Linked DNA regions of Homo sapiens: regions 1, 3, 4 and 5 are each linked to region 2. Evidence: chromatin contacts called from ENCODE Hi-C or POLR2A ChIA-PET data. All regions are on one chromosome and are shown on one strand. The core of a region is the stretch at or near the end of the contact, and the rest is flanking DNA. Distances in the headings are between cores, read along the strand shown.

The links. Hi-C counts contacts between places; a loop is a spot of excess contacts on that map. ChIA-PET counts read pairs that join two places held with the same protein, here RNA polymerase II (POLR2A). Pooled maps may share reads with other maps.
Region 1: a map with no recorded cell type shows a loop between it and region 2 (5-fold over the local background). The contact joins the promoter of CTSH here to the enhancer-like site in region 2. A Hi-C loop is called at or near these places in 1 of 168 maps with a recorded cell type or tissue (B cell), 10 of 37 single-sample maps with no recorded cell type and 6 of 50 pooled maps. POLR2A ChIA-PET finds 5 or more read pairs at or near these places in 1 of 52 experiments (activated B cell).
Region 3: a loop to region 2 is called in a pooled map, with 7 times the contacts of the local background. The contact joins the promoter of CHRNA5 here to the enhancer-like site in region 2. A Hi-C loop is called at or near these places in 4 of 37 single-sample maps with no recorded cell type and 7 of 50 pooled maps.
Region 4: a pooled map shows a loop between it and region 2 (2.7-fold over the local background). The contact joins the promoter of HYKK here to the enhancer-like site in region 2. A Hi-C loop is called at or near these places in 2 of 37 single-sample maps with no recorded cell type and 13 of 50 pooled maps.
Region 5: a loop to region 2 is called in a map of ascending aorta, with 2.9 times the contacts of the local background. The contact joins two enhancer-like sites. A Hi-C loop is called at or near these places in 1 of 168 maps with a recorded cell type or tissue (ascending aorta) and 7 of 50 pooled maps. POLR2A ChIA-PET finds 5 or more read pairs at or near these places in 2 of 52 experiments (AG04450 and activated B cell).

Annotation. Positions count from the first base shown.
Region 1 is chr15:78,943,758-78,946,457 of GRCh38, forward strand. It overlaps CTSH (cathepsin H), which reads right to left and starts at 1,289. Exons shown (of 12, transcript NM_004390.5): 1 at 1,134-1,289. The coding sequence starts at 1,224. RefSeq lists enhancers at 1-21, 482-1,020, 1,021-1,559 and silencers at 410-704, 1,142-1,491.
Region 2 is chr15:78,760,331-78,763,030 of GRCh38, forward strand. It overlaps ADAMTS7 (ADAM metallopeptidase with thrombospondin type 1 motif 7), which reads right to left. Exons shown (of 24, transcript NM_014272.5): 23 at 2,073-2,235. Among named protein-coding and RNA genes, the nearest start is that of ADAMTS7, 50 kb to the right of the region's middle. Within about 2 kb of position 1,366, at least 16 of the 41 ENCODE cell types and tissues checked have a DNase peak (open chromatin) inside an H3K27ac peak, as active enhancers do; they include B cell, where a contact is called at or near this core.
Region 3 is chr15:78,564,077-78,566,776 of GRCh38, forward strand. CHRNA5 (cholinergic receptor nicotinic alpha 5 subunit) reads left to right here and starts at 1,444. Exons shown (of 6, transcript NM_000745.4): 1 at 1,444-1,749. The coding sequence starts at 1,644. RefSeq lists an enhancer at 642-831 and a silencer at 1,642-1,731.
Region 4 is chr15:78,506,187-78,508,886 of GRCh38, forward strand. It overlaps HYKK (hydroxylysine kinase), which reads left to right and starts at 1,391. Exons shown (of 5, transcript NM_001013619.4): 1 at 1,391-1,485.
Region 5 is chr15:78,904,985-78,907,684 of GRCh38, forward strand. No RefSeq gene overlaps it. Among named protein-coding and RNA genes, the nearest start is that of MORF4L1, 33 kb to the left of the region's middle. Within about 2 kb of position 1,392, at least 6 of the 41 ENCODE cell types and tissues checked have a DNase peak (open chromatin) inside an H3K27ac peak, as active enhancers do.

The sequences.
Region 1 (2,700 bases), core at 39-2,538, 180 kb after region 2:
AGCCTAAGTTATTTACCGTCTGGTCTTTCACAGAAAAAGTTTGCCAAGCCCTGCTCTGGAATTCAGACAGCCTCTCAGCGCCAGCCTTCTCCAGGCAGCCCTCGCTTGCGGCAGCTAGGTTTTCCTTAGGCGGGAACTGACCTGGAGCTGGGCGCCCACTGAGGTTTGCAAGGCTGGGGAGCTTTTTAAATAAATAGGTGGGAAGGAATGAGGCAACCCTCTGGCCCAGATTCAGCCTCAGTGATCTCTGTCCCATCCCCTGAGCCTCTAGCTGGGGGAAAGCCCTGTCCCGTTCCTCCAGAGCTCAGGGCACCCCCCCTCCCTAGGTTCTTGGCTCCTTGGGTTGTTTCTTGGCTACTTTTCTCGGTGAAGGGGGCAGGTGGTCTTTAAGTTCAGAGCCTGTGGGCTGAGGCTGGGACCAGGGACAGTAGGAAAGGAGGGAGGCAGTAGGGAAGAGCAGGCTCCTTGCCTTCAGCCAGGGGAGGTGCCTGAGCCCGGGCAGTAGACAGGATGCAAGGGCAGCACGAAGCTGGACCAGTCGCAGCCAATCTGGCCAACAAGAGGAGTCCTGGGGCTCCACCTGACGCCATGGGCCCTGGGGTGCTGTTAAAAGCGCTGTTGGTCTGAGTGCTTTCCCTGGTGCCGTTGCACAGGGATTCACTGTTCCAAACAGCCCGTCCAACCTACTCTACAGATGGGACTCCCAAGACACTACGGGGATCCCCTGTGTGCCAAGTCCCGGGGGAAGCTGCTAGAGAAGGCTGGGACGTCCTTGCTCACCTCTGGCAGGGACAGATCAGAGTCCTCTGTGTGACACTCTGTGTCCCCAGTTGAGGAAGGCGGAAGGAGCTGCGGGCTCCTTTGGTATTCTAGGCTGGAGAGCCACCTGGCTAGGTGGGACCCTGGACACTCAGCCCATCTGCTCCTCTGGTCCTACAAGCCGCCCACCCTCCGAGAACCCCCGCCTATAATGCAGTTTACCCCTCCCCGTGCCAGCACGCAGAGTTCCTGGCCTCTCACCGGGGAAAGCTCTGCCCCGTTCCTCCGGAGCCCAGTGCGCCCCTGGCCAAGTTCTCCCAGCGTCCACTCTAGGGCCTGCTAGCACCCTCTCGGGCGGCGCGCCCTCTGCGTACCTAAGGAGTTCACGCACAGTTCGGCGGCACCGCAGACGGGGACTCCCAGGAGCCAGGCCCCGGCGCAGAGCAGCGGCAGCGTGGCCCACATCGCAGCGCTGGCGGCTTGGCTCTTGCGCTCAGGGTCCGCGGAGGTGGCGGCCCAGAGCGTCAACTGGGAGCGCGGGGGGGGAGCGGCACGAGCGTGGAGGAGCGGCGGGAGCGCGAAGGGGCGGAGCGAGCGCGGGGCGGAGCGAGCGCGGGGCGGGGTGGGCGGTACTCCCCCGAGGCCGGGCTCGCGGGAGGGGGCGGCGCCGACTAACTCGCCAGCTCTAGTTCACCTGTCGGCCGGCCGCGTCGCTCCCTTATCTCCTCTGGGAGGAAGGGCTTATCTGGGTATCAGGCCTGGCTGAGTCCTGGATCTGCCTGGACTGGCTGGCACCGCGCGGGGAGGTCTCAGCCTGGCCTCTCCCTCTCCCAGCCTGTCGCCATCCCCACGTCCCCCATCTCCCTGCGTGTCCCCACCTCGCACCCCCCCATCTCCCTGCCTATCCCCAACTCGCACCCCTCATGTCCCTTCCTGTCCCCACCTCACACCATGTCCCTGCCTGTCTTCACCTTGCACCCTCCATCTCCCTGCCTGTCCCCACCTCGCTCCCCCTATGTCCCTGCCTGTCTCCACCTCACACCCCCATCTCCCTGAATGTGCCCACCTCCCACCCCCTATGTCCCTGCCTGTCCCCACCTCCCACCCCCATGTCCCTGCCTGTCCCCACCTCGCACCCCCATGTCCCTGCTTATCCCCACCTCGCACCCCCCCATCTCCCTGCCTGTCCCCAACTCACACCCCCCATCTCCCTGCCTGTCCCCACCTCAGACTCCCCATGTCCCTGCCTGTCTCCACCTCACACCCTTATGTCCCTGCCTGTCCCCACCTCGCACGCCCCACGTCCCTGCCTGTCCCCACCTCGCACTCCCCATGTCCCTGCTTGTCCCCACCTCGCACCCCCCATCTCCCTGCCTGTCCCCACCTCACACCCCCCATGTCCCTGCCTGTCTCCACCTCACAGCCTTATGTCCCTTCCTGTCCCCACCTCGCACCCCCCATCTCCCTGCCTATCCCCACCATACCCCTATGTCCCTGCCTGTCCCCACCTCACACCCCCATGTCTCTGCCTGTCCCCACCTCACACCCCCATATCCCTGCCAGTCCCCACCTCACATCCCCCCATCTTCCTGCATTTCCCCACCTCACACCCCTATGTCCCTGCCTGTCCCCGCCTTGCACCTCCCATCTTCCTGCCTGTCCCCACCTCACACCCCCTCATGTCCCTGCGTGTCTCCACCTTGCACCCCCATCTCCCTGCCTGTCCCCACCTCATACCCCCCATGTCCCTGTGTGTCTCCACCTCAGACTTTCCCCCACACTCCCCACGTCTCCCTGCCCTGGTTAACCACATTTCCCTGGCTTCCCTTTTGCTTGGAGTGGACTTACAACTGAAGAAGCTAGACGACCTCCTTGTGAATTGTTTTGCCCCCTCAACAGACATTTTAGTCTTTCTGCTGAGGAAGCTACATTAAGAGCTGT
Region 2 (2,700 bases), core at 116-2,615:
CACTGCCACTGCTGACAGCCCCCAGCTGCCACCCGGGCCCTGCTTACTCCAGCAGACCTCCCTGGGGAGGAGGAGCAGGAAGGCAGCAGCCAGCCCTGGGCCTGGGACATCCCCCAGGCCCGGCAGAGGGCACGAGGCAGCAGGCAGGCTCCTCCACCCCAGCTCCAGGCAGAGCTCCAAAGTGCACATCTGCAGGCCTGCATCCTGGTCGCCCGGGGTGACCTCAGACAAGCTGCTTCACCTCTTGGGCCTCGGTTCCCTCCTCTGTCAACCCCACCTCCACAGCAAATGGATGTGGCCATGCTGTGTCACTGCAGTGAGCACACACACACGAGTTTCCCAGCTTTCCACATGTCCCGCCAACTGTCCCACAGACCAGCAGAACATCTGGGAATTCCAGGTCTCCAAGTCCAAGACACCTTCCCAGCCCCCCTCCACTGTTCACTGATGGCAGAAAACTCCTCACTTAGGACAGCTTCTAGTTCAGCCACCTAACCAGCCCCCATAGCCCACTCCCTGCAGCCCACTCACACCCGCCCCTGGGAGACCTTGCAAGCCCAGAGCCTCCTGGGCCATCCGTCCTTGGTTCTAGGCCCCCAGGGGCCTCAGTTTCTGTTCTCTGCCCCATCTGGTCCTCCCCCACTGGGATCATAACCACCCCGCTCCCTGTGGCCAGCCCTAGCCATAAAGGTGAGAGACGTGGTGCCAGCACCCAGCTCAGGTAGCACATAGGAGTGCTCTGAGATGCTGGCTGGGTGCGTGCTGAGGGCAGGCAGGACAGGGTGGGGGCGCTGCCACTGGGCCTTGAGGTTTGAGGCAGGAAGACCACCCATGCCAGAGGCAGGGCAGCGAGGCATGGCAGGGGCCACTCTGAGCCTGAATGAGGGCTGCCCAGGAGCTGGCACAGGTAGAGAAGGCAGCGTTGGACAAGGGGAGAAGGCAGACCGGGGAGATTGCAGGGGGCCCTGAATGCCAGCTTGAGGGCCCTGGCTGAGGACTCTGTCCTAGGGGCAGGGAGCAGACAGCCAATAGCACAGGGGACACAGCTCTTCACGCCACGGCTTCTGGATTCCTTAGACTGGCAGGGTCAGCCCCAGGCCCTCTCCCTGACCTTGCAATTGGGGATGACAGTGGCTGTGGGGGAGGGGAAAAAGCCACCTTCCCTGAGCACCACCTGGATCCCCACGCAGTGCTGCGTGCTTCATGCCCAGACCTCATTTATGCAAGGATGGGGCTTGGCAGCCCCTTTATTCAGCACATGAAGGCCCTGAGAGGGAAATGGAGCCCAAGGCCACACAGCTGGTGAGGGGAGCCTAGGTGACACTCCAGGGCCACCCCATTTCCTGCCCTCAGCACTTCCGGGAGCAGCTGGGGCTGCAGGAAGGAAGTGTATGACTGTGTGTGTGTGTGTTGGCGTGTGTGTGTGTGTGCGCGCACGCACACATGCTGGAGGCGGCGGCAGGGGTGTCCAGAACCACCTCTACCTCAGGCCCTTCCACCAGGACCCAGCTGGCCAGGAAACCCCCCACCACTGGGATTAACAGGACCCTGGAAGGGAGGCCCTTCCTGCCTCAAACCCCATTACCTCATTAGCAGGACCCTGGAAAGGAGGCCCTTCCTGTGGTTCCATTGCTCACTCTAGGCAGTCCTCTAGCCAGGGAATGGACAGGCCAGGGCTGGGGACAGGGACTCACCCAGGCCCAGTTTTCACACAGCCTCAGGGACATCCCTGGTCTCACTGTGGGAAGACTGAGACCTAGAGGAGAAAGAGCTTACCCAGGTTCACACAGCAAATCAGGGGCCAGGGCCACTCCCTCTACTCCCCCAAGGTCAGACAGCTGCCTATGGGATGTTGTGTGGCCGGGACTCCCCTTGACTGACTCCCAGCACAGCCCAGCCTCCAGCATGGCATCCTGTGGCATCAGGATTTTCAGTGGCCATGTGGCTCCTGAGCCCAGACTACAGATGGAACCAGCCAGTGCCGTGGGCACAATGGTTTGACGACCCCATTTCCCCATCACCCTCCCCACCCCACCTCACTTCAGCAGGGAGCCTGGGGTCAGGGGACTCACGGGGAGGCTCGACGGGCTCACAATCCTCGGTGCCACACGGCCGGGAGCTCTCAGGCCAGGCCTCGTGGCCACACTGGTCACTGTCTTCCTCGGGCAGCCCTGTCTGGGTGTTGACACACTTGACCAGGCGCCGCTGGACACCACCACCACAGGGGCCTGAGCACTGAGGGGAGCGGGGGAGGAATGAGTGTCTCCAGGGCCAGCCCTAGCAGTGGGGGCAGGGACACCTCCTCTGGGAAGCCGTCCCTGCGCCCTGTGCCTGACTGGCCTGGCCTTGCTCCCAGCCGCCCCCTCAGTGCCTCCTGGAGCACCTGGTCCCATTCCTAGAGCCCACTTGGTGCTGGAACCCCACTCTCACTTGTGGGATCGGCTCCTGCAGAGGGAAGGGGCGTGAGAACCGTGGGACAGCCCTCGGGGCGGCAGGGCAGTGAGCCCCTCACACAGGACATGCCTGAGAAGCCTGGGCAGGGGCGCCGGGATGGAGCCCTGATGCAGCAGTGGGCAGAGATGTGGGCGAGACACCGCTGTGCCCGAGGGACAGGGCAGAGGACCTGCCGCAGCCCATGGGCAGGAGGGCAGGAGACAGTTTCACAGCCGGGGCCCAGCCCGCCAGGCTTCGTTGTTATCA
Region 3 (2,700 bases), core at 194-2,693, 200 kb before region 2:
AATAACATTTTAAAGTCATCCAAACACTGTTAGGATGAATTGCATAAGTGCCTGTAAGTCCCATAAATTCTTCAGAGTAAAATGTAAATTTGCAGTGAAAGGATGATAGGTACTGTCTTTCATTTCTGTGCAGAAGTGCAATTAATTACTAATCTGGTTAACATCTTGTGCATCCCTTTTCTGTGGCCCCTTTGTTTAAGTCCTGTTTAAACAGATTGGCTCCATTGGATGTAATTTACATTTTTCCAGCTGTATTTGGACCTAAGAAGAGCATCTTCACTGAATTTTGCTGTTTAGATTCTTTGCAACCAGGTTTAGTTTTTCACAGATTTACTAGTCTGGAGGGTGGAGTGAAATTTTTGCTCACAATGAGTCTTAGAGGTGTCACCTCCATAAAGCGTTCTGTGAAGAGTCAGCGGCTCCCTCTGCCACTGAAGTTTAAAGATAATTCGCCTGAATCCCTTCAGCCAAATGAAGCTTTCTAATTATGGACAGAGAGGATGAAATATAGGGTCTGGAGGGATTTGAGACGGGTTTCCAGCAGTCGGCACCAATCTCCACCAGAGGTGCTAAGTGTCTGTAGCAGATAGTCACTAATATTTACAAATGTTAATTGATGACAACACGGAGGGCGATGCCCACGTTTGAGGCGACTGCATATCATTTCCGGGGATGGCTTGAGTGAGTGTCAGAGCTGTACCTTCCCGAGTCCTCTAGTTTATCTGCCTCGGTTCCTCGCTTCCAGACGAGGAAACAGGCCCAGAGAGGAAAGTGACTTGCCCAGGGTTGTCTCGCTGGTCCACAACACAGGTCTCCTGGTGGGGACCCCTTGGCTGACACGACAGCCCCAGGAGGCAGTCAAGCTGCGACTGGTACTTCCTGGTGAGAAAGACTTGAGTGGGCAGCGGGGCCCATGGAGAGCGCTGCAGCCTGGAGCAAGTCCCCCACCACTGTGATTCTGCCCCAGCCTCCAGCTTGTTTCTTTCTGATCACAACTCGGAATTACTTTATTTACATTTTCTATCAGCTGGGAGCAATCTGTCCCTCTGCTTCCCCTTTTGGTGCTGAGCACAGAGCAGACATCAATGAATAGCTGTTATCTTAAGGTGTGCAGTGACTAGGCCAAGGACATCCGGTGGTTAGAGAAGGACGCGCCTGCGATGCCAGCCTCAAGTCTTTGCCTTCCTGGAACTCTGCTCCAGGGTCGCACCTGCCCAAAGGAAGGCCTGGAGGCGGGGGCCAGGGCGATGGGGCTGGGCCAGGCGTGGAAAAAGAGGAGCTAGGAGCAGACAGGGTTGGACCAGAGGCGGGGCGGGGTGGGGAAAGGGTTGGTGGGGATCGGAGGCGGGGCTATGAATAGACCGGACTGGGCCAAAAGGAACAAGGCGAGGATTGGGCGGGGCCAGAGGGAAATAGGGGCGGGGCTAGGCGCCGGGAGCTTCCACATGCGTCCCGAGCCCGCCAGAAGCTGCTAGGCTGAGGCTGCTGTCCCGGCGGGAGCTGTGGCGCGGAGCGGCCCCTCTGCTGCGTCTGCCCTCGTTTTGTCTCACGACTCACACTCAGTGCTCCATTCCCCAAGAGTTCGCGTTCCCCGCGCGGCGGTCGAGAGGCGGCTGCCCGCGGTCCCGCGCGGGCGCGGGGCGATGGCGGCGCGGGGGTCAGGGCCCCGCGCGCTCCGCCTGCTGCTCTTGGTCCAGCTGGTCGCGGGGCGCTGCGGTCTAGCGGGCGCGGCGGGCGGCGCGCAGAGAGGTAAGCCCGGGCTGCAGAGGGGCGGGGCGGGAGCTGGCCCGGACTCCACATCGCGGTGCCCAGGAAGCCGCCAGGCGACGGCCGCCGGAAAACCTGGTTGCGAGGGGAGGTGGGTTTTTTTCTCCTGGGGGCTTGGAGTGAGGTTTCAGTTTAAATGTCCAGATTTGCTCATTTAAATGCAGAGAAAGGGCTACTTGGGTGGGTTTTCTTTGTTGTTCCACGACCTGCATCGCTGGAGACTACGAGGCTGGCTTAGCGTATACTTCCACACAACTTTTTCAGTAAAAGATGCCACTCTTGTCCAGCAGGGCTTTCCTGTCCTGGTGGCAGCCAAGCTTCCCATTTTGTTGCCCATTTACGGGATATAGAGACTCTGGGGTTCATTCTAGGGGTTGGGACTTATCTTCCACCTCCTGCCCGCCGCCTCTTCCTCCATCCCTGTCCCCTACCCACCGCAGCATTTGAAAACCTTTCCTTTCGCCGGAGATGAAAGGTGTGTGTTGTAGCAGGCTAGGCGGCCAACTTCCCTGGCTTCGGGGCTAATCGTTTGCATCCAGAGTTCCTCACTAGCTCCTTAGAGCACAGCTTTTTTCAGCCTGCTGTTTTTCAAGAGGTTTTGGACAGGAATGGAAACAACAAAAGAAATCGCGTAGTCCTACATGTTTCAAGTGCTTGGGAAAGTTTTAGAGTCAGTTCTCTCAATACCTTGAAGAAAAACACGTTTGTGGAGCAGCTATGGTGTGATCTAAACGTAGAAAAGCTAAGCATCCGTTAAGCAAGATATGATTACAGAAGTTCACTACGTCTGTATTTCAGGTTTTATGAGTGAGTTTCTTAAATAGTGGAAATATTGCAAGAACCTTTTCTTGCCTTTCCTTTGTTAAGGTTTTTAATCTATGGCTCCTGATTTTAGGAAGTAATAAGACTAGAATAATTCATTGCAGGATGTAT
Region 4 (2,700 bases), core at 141-2,640, 250 kb before region 2:
TGATAGGGGTCTGGGAATCATCCAAGTTAATCAGGGTGACTATAGATAATCCGAGTGTGTTATATCCTGACAGAAAACAAAGGGTGGATGTGCATTGGCAAAAACAAAATAAGAAACCAATTTGCAGGCATGAGTGGACCAGTACCCAGGACTCTCTTCCAGTAGCCTACAGTAGATAGAGGGCTCTGACTTATCGGAGAAGTCCTGCTTGGCTGGAGAAGGGCATCAAGCTGTTTATCAGCGCCTCATGCCCTTAACAGTTAAGACCATCCAACTAACCTGGCTGTTACTCCATGAATCTCGTGCAGCTTTCTGAAAATCATGGGGTCTCTGCGGACTTTCCTGCAGAAAGAGAGCCCACTGATTCCACTACCTAGATAAAGGCGTGGTGGTGGGCCCCTGTAATCCCAACTACTCGGTGTAAGAATTAAAGAAAGAGGAAAGAAACACGAAAAGTGGCTTGGTGGTCATAAGAGGTTTATTTTAGAGAAAACCTGAGAGGGGCGTCTGGCCAAGTTAGGTCAGAGGCACACTCTCTTACAGACTAAGTAAGTTTTTAAGGATTCGGAGTGGGAGAGTTTATCAGAGGCTTGGACTGCTTCTGTGTCTCTTTGTTGTGCTTATCTCGGAGGGAGAGTTGTGTGTCTGTTCCCATACATCTTTCTGCAGCTGCAGACATACCCCCTGAGTCTAATTTTTGTATTTTTAGTAGAGAGGGGTTTCACCATGTTGGCCAGGCTGGTCTCGAACTCCTGACCTCAGGTGATCCTCCCGCCTCGGTCTCCCAAATTTCTGGGATTACAGGCGTGAGCCATCTGCGCCCTGCCTAAACTGTTCGGGTTCTAACATTCCAGCATCCTCCTGCGGAACGCAGCCAGGCCTTACTCAGGCCTTCCAATCAGGACCCTTACAGTTCCTGGGGCTGGGATTGCGAGTCTCTCTGGGGCCACGCTTTCTAAGCGTATCACTTCCAGGATACGTGCCTCCAACAGAAGGAATGAAGGCTAGGAAACAAAAACGTGGATGCGGGTGAGGAGCTGTCAGTGTTACCGCCACGACAACGTGGACCCTGCGAAACTCGGAGGTGCCACTCAAGAGCCGAAAGCCTGCCCACTCGGGGTGGGGCGGCAACCCGGAGAGCCAATCAGGAATAAGGAGTCCGGTTCATGAAAAGGTAGCCGGATTCTGACTGGGATACTCACTGTGAGAAGGCTGGGCGGAGTTGCAGAAAGTCAACAGAAGCCGAATCTCTGAATTTCTGTTCGCAGCCTCCTAGGCGGGGCCGGGAAAAAAATCCAGTAGTCTGCGCTGACTGGGCGGCGAGGGACCGGGAGGAGCCAATCAGAAGTCAGGACTCGCGGGGCTTGGAGGAGGGGCGCGGGCGCTGCGGCCCCTGCTCTACCTCCTAGCGCCGGTGCGCGGCCGAGGCCGCACTACCTGTCTGCGGGAAAGCGGGATCCACCCCAGGACGTCGGGTCGCTGCCGGTGAGCCAAGGAGGGGGAAGCAGAGACGAGCCCTGCGTCCCCGCTGCGGGAGTCGGGGTCGCCCCCGAGGGCAGGGAGGCTCGCTGCAAGTGTGGAGCCGGGAGTCCTATGCCTCAGGCTCCTCCAGCCCGCGCTATCCTCAGCTCGCTGCGTGCGTGATGGGCAAGTCACCCTTCTTCCCGGACCTCACCTGTAACCTAGGAGGGCTGAGCTGGGCCCCCAGAATGAAAGCGTGGCACCCGAGAAGCTGTCGAGGCCAGCCCTCCCGGGTCTGTGTGGGGTCGCTGGCCGAGGGCTGTGCCGGCGCCTGGCCGGTGTCTACTGGGAGCAGTCTCTGAGCTCCGCTGAACCTCACTTACTCATGCGCCCTCCTCCTCTCTTTTCCTGCCTCTTGGTTCAGCAGCCCCTCTGCAGCCCGCTCACCCACCACTTTTTCCCCTTCACCCACCAGGAAGACCCTTAAAAGCACCTAGTAATGCACTGTTGTCTTTGAAAAACTGCAGATGCTAGATTCCCCACCTTTCTGTTTCATGATCCCCTTGGGGTTGAACTGCCCCGTGAGTCTGTGGAATGAAGGTCACCCTTGGTTCACCATTTAATATTAAATAAGGGACTAGCCTAGGGGCTGAGAATACAGAGATTGACTGGGTATAATCCCTTGGAAGGACGCAGCAAAAGGGAATGTAGGAGAAGAAAGGTAGAGTTGGAAGACATGCTAAGGTAGAATTTACTAGACTTTGTTACACGTTGGGAGTGAGGGACAGGAAAGAATCAAGAATGACTCCTGTTTCTTGTCTGGTATACTTTGCACAAAGTACAGAGCTTAAGTTCCAGCCCCCTCCCGGCTGCAGGACAAAGGTGGTGAGATTCTGACGCAGATCTTGGAGTTGGAAATCACACTTGCTTCCTGCGGGCTTTTTCAGGAGCTAAATACTGTTGGCCGGATATATAGACCAACAGCCTATAGTACCTGAATTCCTCCTCTCCCTTTCAATGAAGTAGGAAAAAAAGTTAATAATTTTTAAAAATGTGTGAGTGGGCAACATAGCGAGACACTGTCTCTAAAAAAATAAAAATAATAAAATCAAAAAGACAGCCATGATGGCTTGCACCTGTAATCCCAGCACTTTGGGAGACCAAGGTAGGAGGATTGCTTGAGCCCAGAAGTTCGAGACCAGCCTGGGCAACATAGTGGGACCCTCTCTCTCCAAAAAA
Region 5 (2,700 bases), core at 142-2,641, 140 kb after region 2:
CCACATGCAAAACACAGTAGCTAAAATAGGAACTCAATAGGTTTAACAGTGGGAAGATAGGTCAGGAAACAAATACGCATATTGAGGGACAGAGACATTAAGGATAGACAATGCATTGGTAAACCTAACTGAAAATATAATTATTGCAGGAGCGAATGGGGCAATAATCGAGATTGATGACTTTGCAGAACTGTTAATAAAGTGTTAACTTTAAGCATGACAAAAATAACCAGTTAAAGATATTAAGACTAGGCACTGCAGCTTAATTAGTGTAATCCTAGCACTTTGGGAGGCAGAGGTGGGAGGATTGCTTGAGCCCAGGAGTTCAAGGCTGCACTTCAGCCTGCATAACAGAGCCAAGACGTCTTTAAAAAAAAAAAAAAAAAAAAAAAGCGTATATAATTAAAACCTAAAGGCAATTTTAAAGGCATCCCAATTAAAAAGACTTGACAATGCAAATAATGGAAGCCAGGAGGCAATGGAGTATGTTTAGAAAGCTGAAACAAAACTGCAATTTAAAATTCTAAACTCAGTAAAAACCCTTCAAGAAAACATTTTCAGACAAAACTCGAAAAATGTGTTAGAAAATTTACCAGCAAACCCAAACTGGAGAAAAAGTTATTTTGTTTTTTGAGATGGAGTCTCGCTGTCACCCAAGCTGGAATGCAGTGGTGCAGTCTTGGCTCACTGCAACCTCCACTTGCCGGGTTTAAGCAATGCTCCTGCCTCAGCCTCCCAAGTAGCGGAGACTACAGGCACGTGCCATCATGCCCAGCTAATTTTTTTGTATTTTTAGTTAACCAGGATGGTCTCGATCTCCTGACCTCGTGATCCGCCCGCCTCGGCTTCCCAGAGTGCTGGGATTACAGTTTGTTTCTTAAATGTTCATTGCAAGGTGGACTGTGAAAGCATATCACAATTTAAAAAAATTGTTACATTAGAATTGTTAGATTAGAATCATTTAGTATTTGCATGGATATTTTGCTCATACATGGTTTTGTAAGATTTTGCATTGGTCATTTGGAAAATATTTACTGAGTCACGCAAATTTTTCAAATATTGACCTGCCTTACACAATATGGAAGACTGATGCAAGGATTTCTGAGGAGGAGTTATGTAGATGGGCCTCTTTAGATCCAGAGTGAAGATATTAGTGTCTTGTATGAAAGTTCACCAAAGGGCATTCATGGTAGACAAGGCTTCCATGTGTCATCTCGTGTAAGAAGAATTGTAGGTGTTTTAACCACGTCCCCAGCTAGGGTCTCATTGCCAGACGTGAGTGAGCCTTCTGATGATTATAGCTCCCAGTCTTTGAGCCCTCCCAGCTGATGCAGAATGGGACAGAGATGAGCTGTCCCCTCCAGCTCCTACCCTAATGGCAGACTTGTGAGTCAGATAAATAATGTTCCAAGCTACTAAGTTTTGGAGTGGTTTGCTATGTAGTAGTGGGTGACCTGAACACTTGGCTACTTGCCATTGCGATTGCCAAATCTGCCATTCCCTGATATGGTGTATTTCCTGAGGTTACAAGCCAGCCACTTGGTGACAGGTTAATTACGTTGGACCCCTTCCATCATCAAAGGGATGCCAGTTTTTCCTCACTGGAATAGACATGCATTCTGGATATCTGGATTTATTAATATAATATTAATACTTTCCCTGTCTAATGCTTTTGCTAACACAATCATCCGTGAACCCAGAAACCTTTATTCATGGTATTCCGTGTAACATTGCTTCTGGCATACACTATCAGCCTGAGAAAATGGAATGAGCTATTGAGGAGTCAGTTGTGGTGCCAGTTGGGAGACCTGAAAAGTTGAGGTTCTTAATTAAAGGATGCAGTATATGCTGTGAATATGGCCCATAGATGGTGATCTCTCATGGAATGCACAGGTTTGGAAATTAATAGGAGTGGCTTCTCACTATCACAAACCAATTACAGAATGTGTGCTTCCCATTCCTGTAACTTTGCGTTCAGTTGGTATAGAGGTTTTGGTTCCCAAGGAGAAATTCTGTCATCCAGGCAACATGATGGGTCAGTTGGATTGGAAGTTAGATAGCTATTTTGGTCATCTCATACCACCGAGCCAACAGGCAAAGAAGAGAAGTACTGTACTGGCTGAGATGATCGGCTCTGATTACCAAGAAGAAATTTGGGTGCTGCTATATACAATGAGGAGAGAAAGGACCATGTCTGGAACCCAGAGGATTCTCTGGGATATGTCTTAGTACTTCTGTGTTCCTAGGTAAAGTTTAATAGAAAAGTACATAAGTTAAAAAACACAAGACCACTGAGGTTTCACATTCTTTTAGGAATGAGTTTTGAAGTCACCCTATCTGGTGACAAAACAAGACCAAAACCAAAAACAGCTGAGGTGCTGGCTGAGAGCAAAGGAAACATGGAACAGGCAGGAAGAGGAAGAAATATCAACTACATAGGGTCTTAACGACCAGTTATGAAGACAAGATGAAGACAAGGACTATAACAGCTTTGTGCCTTTTTTCATGTTATAGAATAATCAGATGGGATTACATTTGAATTAGAAAAGTAATTAACATTGCACAGGGAGGGATACAGACTGTTGACACTGGTGAAGAGGATGAGAGTGTCTACCTTTGTATGAAGGATATTGTATCTTACTAGGCCACAGCATGAAGTGGTGGTGTTATGTGGTGATTAAAATATGTGTGGAAGGGTGT